3 separate regions of the Homo sapiens genome follow, and all the other regions are linked to region 1. A link is a loop called in an ENCODE intact Hi-C map of the cell type or tissue named here. Cell type or tissue: PC-9. All regions are shown on one strand.

What was found. A loop is a pair of places that touch in the nucleus more often than their neighbours do. Peaks named below come from ENCODE experiments on the same cell type or tissue, not always from the same donor. Only the 100,000 strongest peaks of a DNase experiment are listed, where the experiment ranks them.
Region 2: it touches region 1 in a loop (3-fold over the local background); 2 of 110 quality-filtered maps call a loop at or near these places.
Region 3: it touches region 1 in a loop (18-fold over the local background); 14 of 110 quality-filtered maps call a loop at or near these places.

The regions. Positions count from the first base shown.
Region 1 is chr22:37,456,175-37,458,674 of GRCh38, forward strand. No RefSeq gene overlaps it. Among named protein-coding and RNA genes, the nearest start is that of MFNG, 29 kb to the right of the region's middle. In PC-9, CTCF peaks have their summits at 1,339 (motif pointing left) and 1,542 (motif pointing right); a DNase peak (open chromatin) is centred at 1,387; H3K27ac peaks cover 3 bases.
Region 2 is chr22:37,566,344-37,568,843 of GRCh38, forward strand. It overlaps CDC42EP1 (CDC42 effector protein 1), which reads left to right. Exons shown (of 3, transcript NM_152243.3): 2 at 1-469; 3 at 1,765-2,500. The coding sequence starts at 7. The coding sequence ends at 2,477. Among named protein-coding and RNA genes, the nearest start is that of CDC42EP1, 7.1 kb to the left of the region's middle. RefSeq lists an enhancer at 1,481-2,132. In PC-9, CTCF peaks have their summits at 1,179 (motif pointing left) and 1,388; a DNase peak (open chromatin) is centred at 988; H3K27ac peaks cover 1,837 bases.
Region 3 is chr22:37,165,325-37,167,824 of GRCh38, forward strand. It overlaps IL2RB-AS1 (IL2RB and C1QTNF6 antisense RNA 1), which reads left to right and starts at 1,435. Exons shown (of 2, transcript NR_199008.1): 1 at 1,435-1,640. It also overlaps a transcript of IL2RB not described here. RefSeq lists an enhancer at 1,606-1,655. In PC-9, CTCF peaks have their summits at 1,361 (motif pointing right) and 1,562; a DNase peak (open chromatin) is centred at 1,397; H3K4me3 peaks cover 287 bases.

The sequences.
Region 1 (2,500 bases):
GGAAGCCGAATGCAATAGAGAGTTAGCAGCCACCAGTGGTCACACCCAACTCACACACATACACACTCACTCATGCACTCATACACACAGACAACACACTAGACTCAGACACCCACCGAGCTGTCTTCCCAAAGTCATGACAAATCCAGAGAGAGGTCCACAGAATTGTCCTATCCCAGAGAAAGCCACAGAAACACAAGTAGCTGGCACTGAGATACTCACACTCTGCCCCTGGGATCTCTCTGCCTGGGTGCCCCCGTTCCTGCCCCTGAACGGACAGACATTCTGCCCGGGGGGAGCCAACCCCAGTCAGGGTTTCCTCTCCCCACCTCTCCTTTCCCAGGTACGCAGGCCCCCAGTACGTTTTCGCCTTCTGTACCTCCTCCATTCGTGCCCCTCCTCGCCCGGGGACTGTGAGTACCCAAGAACAAGGACAGTCTGCCATTTTCCTGTGACCTCCCCAGCCCCCATGGCAGGAGCCGCAAACCCCCGCGACCCTTCTCGTAGGGTTCACGCCTCATCCCAGCTCCTCGGAGAAGCTGGCGGCTCTTCTCATTTTCCAGTGAGTGCGTGAAAATACAGATTAAACCAATTAGGGAAAAGTCATCAGAGGGCAAGGCGAGAGCCACCACTGCACCTAATCGTCAGCTCCAGCAATGCACAATGAGACAGACTCACAGATTACAAATGCACACAAATTCCGAAGTAGGAAGGGGGTGGCAGGATGGGGGCAGGCGAGCTCCATTTTAGATTCCCTTGTTTTTGTTTAGATGGCTTTCCTCTGTTGGCAACACACTTCCACCTTCATGCTCCCAGGAAAAGCAGGTAGGGTGGGAATGATTGCAGGAGGGGAACATGAGGCCCAAGGGACTGGTAAAGGACAGTTGCAGAAGGCCCGGGCCACCCAGACTGGTCTTCTCCTGGCTGGGCTGGAGGTGGGGATATGAGGGCCAGTCCCCAGGAGAGCCCCATTGGCCTGAAGGTCTGCTCTCTGTCCCACTCCTCTCCCTACAAAGAACCAGCATGTGCCTGAGAGGCAACCTTGCCCCTCACCAAATGGCAGGATTATTTAACTGATGGCTGCTGTCCCCCAGATGGTCATGTTTGTTAAATCTGGTAAGGAGACGTGCTGTGTGCTTTTCTTCCCCCTGGCTGGGGAGGATTTTCTTAGAATCTGAGTGCAAGGGGCCCACTTTCGTGCCCTTTTATCCCATAGGGCCCCTCCCAAGCCTAGCCTGGTCCCCTCAGTGGCACCCCAGTCATCTTAACCTTCCAGCCAGGCCTGCCTTGCCCTGGGCCAGGTGAGAAGCCAGTGGTGATGCATGAGTGCCCCCTGCTGGTGATGTTCTGCACTGTCCACTGGGACTCCTACCCCGGATCCAGCCAGGTAGCAGCATTCCCCACACACACCTCCAGGACTGCCTGGCTGGGTGAAGGAAAGGGTGGGCACCTGTGGGAGGAGCACAGAGCCCTAAGAATGTGCTTCATAAAGGCCCAAAGAAGCTGGGAACAGCTCCATTCCTGTTCCAGCAGCAGGGGGTGTGACTGTGGGTGGCAGGTAGACACTGAGCATTTTCCAGCAGGGGGCAAGGGAGGGTGCCTGTCATTGCGTATGGACTGTCAGAGAGACTTAGCATATGTGGGAGGGAGGAAGAAAGGAATGAGTGAATGAAGGAATGAATGAACTCATTATTTCCTAAAAGGTCATGTGAATAACACTAGTAAACTATCAGGGTAATTTTTAGATAATAGCGATGAACTTCTTTAAGAGTTATGTATCTAGTTTGATTGTATCTGATCCATCAGATTCATTAATATTTAAAACGAATGTCTTTAGATACAAAAGGGTCCATGTAAAGAAAGACATTAGGTAAATAACATGTATGTACTCTCAGCTCCTAGCGTGGGTATTCAATAAATGCTAGTAATGAATGAAGAATAAACAAATGCATGTACAGCTGACAAGGCAGATCATGGATGATCATTATAGGGCAGTAGGTCCCACACTTAGCTGTACCTTGCCATCACCTGGGGAGCTTTAAAGATTATCTCTGGGTGACTCTGTGTCTCTGAATCTCAGGGGGCTGGGGAGGAAGATGGTGCACCCTGGACAACCCTCAGAGGAGGAGAAAATCACCGGCTCCCAATTTGGGCAGCGAATCAGAAGCAGCATGGATTCACTGCCTTTTGAAATAGTGAAACTACCGTCATTGGAGAAAGGCGAACTGTGGTTAGGCGACCTGGGATTCCTCCGCTGGGAGAGAGGTTGAACTAGGTGAACTTGAAGGTTTCATGCAAGGAAAGAGAAGTTAGCTGATATTTATGTAGACCAGCTTCTAGATTGACACTAAGTACAAAGCTAATGTGTATTTACTATGGCTTTAATCTATACTGATTAAGAATGTCTCATTTATTCACCTGCACCTCATGTTTTACTTGGCATGTATCTTTATTATAGTTAATATAAATATCACATTAGCTGCTTACAGAACATATAGAA
Region 2 (2,500 bases), 110 kb after region 1:
GAGCTGATGCCCGGCCCCCAGGGGGGCAGAGGCGCCGCCACCATGAGCCTGGGCAAGCTCTCGCCTGTGGGCTGGGTGTCCAGTTCACAGGGAAAGAGGCGGCTGACTGCAGACATGATCAGCCACCCACTCGGGGACTTCCGCCACACCATGCATGTGGGCCGTGGCGGGGATGTCTTCGGGGACACGTCCTTCCTCAGCAACCACGGTGGCAGCTCCGGGAGCACCCATCGCTCACCCCGCAGCTTCCTGGCCAAGAAGCTGCAGCTGGTGCGGAGGGTGGGGGCGCCCCCCCGGAGGATGGCATCTCCCCCTGCACCCTCCCCGGCTCCACCGGCCATCTCCCCCATCATCAAGAACGCCATCTCCCTGCCCCAGCTCAACCAGGCCGCCTACGACAGCCTCGTGGTTGGCAAGCTCAGCTTCGACAGCAGCCCCACCAGCTCCACGGACGGCCACTCCAGCTACGGTGAGGGCCTGGGCCATCTTGGCCCACTTTTCAGAGGCTGAGGCTGAGGCCCAGAGGGGTTCAGTGGCTCCTCCAAGCTCCAAGTGAGCTCCAAGTGACCACAGAGGTCAGGCCCAGACCCCACATCATGGATGGGGAGGGGGTGCAGTGGTGGGAACAAGCTGACTCCCCAAAACACCTGAGGTTGAGAGTGAGGAGGTGGAGTTTGAATTCTAGCTGCCCCTCACTTGCTGTGTGACCTGGGCAAGCACATCCCCCTCTCTGGGCCTTAGCTGAACCAGTCACCCACCCATTCTTGCCCCCTTCAACCAAAGCCTTCCCCTCATGTCGGAATGATATCATGGAGAGGTGAAGGGCCTGGGCTCTAGATTCCAATCCAGTTCTGCCTGAATTTCAGGAAGTCAGTTGACCTCTATAAGTTCAAGTCCTCGCCTGGATAATGAGTCTCTCGGGGTCATTGCTAAGATTCAGTGCCAGGAGAGGCGCAGGGGGGCTGATACTTAGTAGGTGCTCAGGACACTGGAGCTGTTGTTATCTGAACTTGGTTTCCTGTAACTCGACAAATTTGGGAAACCACTCACAGGAACCGCAAGCCACAGGCCTTCCTGCCCAGCCAGAAGTGCCACCTTGGCCGTTCGGTCAGAGCTCACCTGAGAACCATGGGCCCCTGCTGCCACCTGGTGGCCACTCCCTGCCTTGCGGGAGTGGCTCTAACACCCCTGCCCCAGGCGGCTGCTCAGAACCGCACTGAGGACTGGTCCACAGAAACCCGATTCTGTCTCAGGTCTGTAGTCCTGGAAGCAGGGGCTGGACATGTCTGTCCTTCATTTCTATACAGTCAGACCCTGATTGCTGGTCCCATCCTGTGTCCACAAACCAGCTCACGTGCTATGGGTTCACCTGCAGCCATCGGCCAGCGTCATGGCAGGGAGCCGGTGGCCATGGCTGAGGTCACAGTTGGGACTGAGAGGAGATTTGAGCTCCAGACTTGATTCCACCTCGTCAGACTTCTATGGCCTTGGGCTAGCTCCTTCGCCCCATCCCAAACTGAGCCTCACTTTCCCCATCTGCATAATGGAAATGAGGATAATGATGATTTTCAGCTTTCGGGGTAGACAGGAAGATCACACAGGTGACCATGGAGTGTATTCTATTGGAAAGATGGGAGAAACCGAGGCCAGAGAGGGGAGGGACTAGCCAGAGGCCACACAGCAAGCCAGGACTGGTCCTGTCTCCCCTCCTGAATTCCTGGTGAGGGACCCCAGCTCTGAGCCCACTGCCCATTTCTCTTCTAGGCCTGGACTCTGGGTTCTGCACCATCTCCCGCCTGCCCCGCTCGGAAAAGCCGCATGACCGAGACCGGGATGGTTCCTTCCCCTCTGAGCCCGGGCTTCGCCGCTCTGACTCTCTCTTGTCCTTCCGCCTGGACCTCGACCTTGGGCCCTCACTCCTCAGCGAGCTGCTAGGGGTCATGAGCCTCCCAGAAGCCCCTGCAGCTGAGACTCCAGCCCCCGCTGCAAACCCCCCAGCCCCTACTGCAAACCCCACGGGTCCTGCTGCAAACCCCCCAGCCACTACTGCAAACCCCCCAGCGCCTGCTGCAAACCCCTCAGCACCTGCCGCAACCCCCACGGGTCCTGCTGCAAATCCCCCAGCCCCTGCCGCAAGCTCCACACCCCATGGACACTGTCCCAATGGGGTAACAGCTGGGTTGGGCCCAGTGGCTGAGGTGAAGTCCAGCCCAGTGGGAGGGGGTCCCCGAGGACCTGCTGGCCCTGCCCTCGGCAGGCACTGGGGAGCAGGCTGGGATGGCGGCCACCACTACCCAGAGATGGATGCGCGGCAGGAGCGGGTGGAGGTGCTGCCCCAAGCCCGGGCCTCCTGGGAGAGCCTGGACGAAGAGTGGAGGGCGCCCCAGGCAGGCAGCAGGACCCCAGTGCCCAGCACAGTGCAAGCAAACACCTTTGAATTTGCGGATGCTGAGGAGGATGATGAGGTCAAGGTGTGAGGGGCTGGGGCACGGTCCCAGGG
Region 3 (2,500 bases), 290 kb before region 1:
GGCCTTCCAGAACCCACTCTGTCCTTCCTAATGTTTCTCTGACCGTGGCCTCTCCAGGGAGAGTCTGAATCATGATTTTCCCAGGCATGGAAGGTAGGAACACCTGCCAGTCAGCATGGAGCGTTTGTCAAGCGTCTGTATTATCCTGGCTCAGGGCTGGGAGTTATAGCAGCCACAAAAGATGCCCAAGACTCCACCCAGCCCTCAAGGAGCCCAGAGTTTAGCTGCAGGGACAGGAAATAGGCATGGGAACGAATGCAATATAATCACAGCTAAAGTTTGTATGAGATGTGCAGATGCTCCTGGGCAGCTGCCTCTTCAGGGCAGGCTTCATGGAGAAGAGGGCTTTTTTTAAAAATTTAATTTAATTTAATTTAATTTAATTTTATTATTGTTTGTGGGGTTGGGGGAGGAGGGGAGAAGAGGGCTTTGAGCCAGGCCTACCCAGGGCAAGTGCCAGAAGGACAGAGGCGGGGAGGACACAGGTGCAGACCGGCCTAAAGCAGACACTTGGAGCTGAAAACATCCTGAATCCAACCGTCCACAACTCCCCTCTACAGCATCTCCTCAAGAGGGCCAGACTCCCCTGAATTCTCCCTACGGCAAGGAAGTCATTCCTCGCCAGGGGAGCGAGATCATGGCCTGTCTGGTGTGCACGTGTGTGTGTCTTTGCCACAGGTGTGTTCTTTCCAGAACTCCTGTGAACAGGTGGGCCTCCTTTGTGCAAACCTGAGCCATGCACATCCAGCTCAGCTGATAGCTGGGCCAGGAGAGGTGACCTCACCGCCCATGCTCAAGGTCTCTCTGTTGCACTGGACAGGGCCCCTCCAGCCTTAGGCCCTTGAAGTCCTGGCTCCTTGGAAATGCCCCTGCTACTGGGGGGACCCTCAACTGCACCAAAGGACCGCAATGGAAAGGGGGCACTCAGCGCCAGAGCCTCCCCGCCCCCCCACCTCCTGCCGAGAGGAAGCCCAAAACTGGCACATCCACACACACAGCCACACGCCCCCTTTGAAGGCACTGCACCGCTGCGTGTGTTGTACACGGAGCCTGCGCTTCCTGGGCCAGAAGTGAAGCTAAGATGCACTCCACGCATTCAACCGTTGAACCCTCATTGCAGCCACCAGAGTTCTGTGCCACCCCTGCTCCGTTCCCGCGGTGGAGGGAGGACGCCTAGGCCTTGGGAGGGATCGGGAGCGCGTAGAGTGACACCCTGGGCTCCACATCCACGACACCTTCTCCCCCATCTGGACTGCCCAACTACTTCATGCCTACCTCGGGACTTTGCATGCAAAAGGCGCTCAATCATCCCTTCAAGAATAATTGAGTTAGAAAACAGCAGGGCACAATGACAGGTGGGCCCAGAAGTTGCCACCAGAGGGCAGTGCGCGCACCTCCCCAGCCTCCTCGAGACTTGTGCTGCAGGAGGGAGGTGAAGTCGCGGCCAGGAGCGTGACCACGCTGGACCGTGTCTGCTGCCTCCCCGGGAGTCGCAAGTGCCCACAGGACAAGCAGGGGAAGCAAACTGGGCCCCTGGCTTCTGGGAAGACAGCATGAGGGCAGACCAAGGAAAGGCAGCCGAGACCAGCAGACCTGCAAGGGATCTCGGAGGCTCTCAGGCCCAGCTGCTTGCTGAATAGGTAATGATGCATCTGGGCCCAGAGAGAGGCAGCTCTCAGCCTTAGGTCACACAGCAGGGCAGGAGTGTGAACTCTGGCCTCCAGCCTCCGAGGTCCCCTCATCCCACCTAACCCCCAGACTCAGAGAAGGACACTCCACCCAAGCAATTTCTCACCTTCCCCTTAATTGGTACAGATCAGAAACGGGAGCACCTCCTTCTCCTGGCCCCCACGTTTAGGGTTCCCAGGACAGCCTCCGACCCACCCTCTGCCCCTCCTGTATCCCTTTCCTCGGCCCTGGGTGACAGCACCCCTGCCCAGACCAGCTCTGACTGCCTCCAAGTGCCAAGCGCTCACAGTCCTCTACCCCCAGCCCCAGCCGGCACCCTCAGTCTCGTCCCACCATCTCTCTGCCTCCTGAGTCCCTCCCTGAGTCCCATGCCCTCTGCCCCAGCGACTGCCCTTGTAAAGTGAAAATCCGACCCCACCCAACATTTCCTGCTGCACTTATGCAGTATCCAGGCCTCCTCGCCATGGAAAGCCCAGGCCTGCGGCCTCTCTGGCTTCTTCTCTCCCTTGCCCCACTGCCCCTGGCTGTCTGGCAGTTCCTGGAAGTCTCCAAGCTCTTCCCTGCCTCGAGCCCCTGCCCACGTTCTCTCTGCCCCAGGCCTCAGCCTGCGGTCACTTTCTCAGGGCAGCTTTCCCAGCACCCCGTGCATCTAAAGTGGATGCTGCCCTGCCCATCACTGGATCAGGTGCTCATATTCCTAATTGACTGGGCATAGGTGGGAGGATTTGCCTGGTGTCTGTCTTCCTGGCTGGACTGCGGTGCCTCAAGGCCACAGGTGAAGTGCATGGAGTCCCACAGCTTCTCTGAGCCT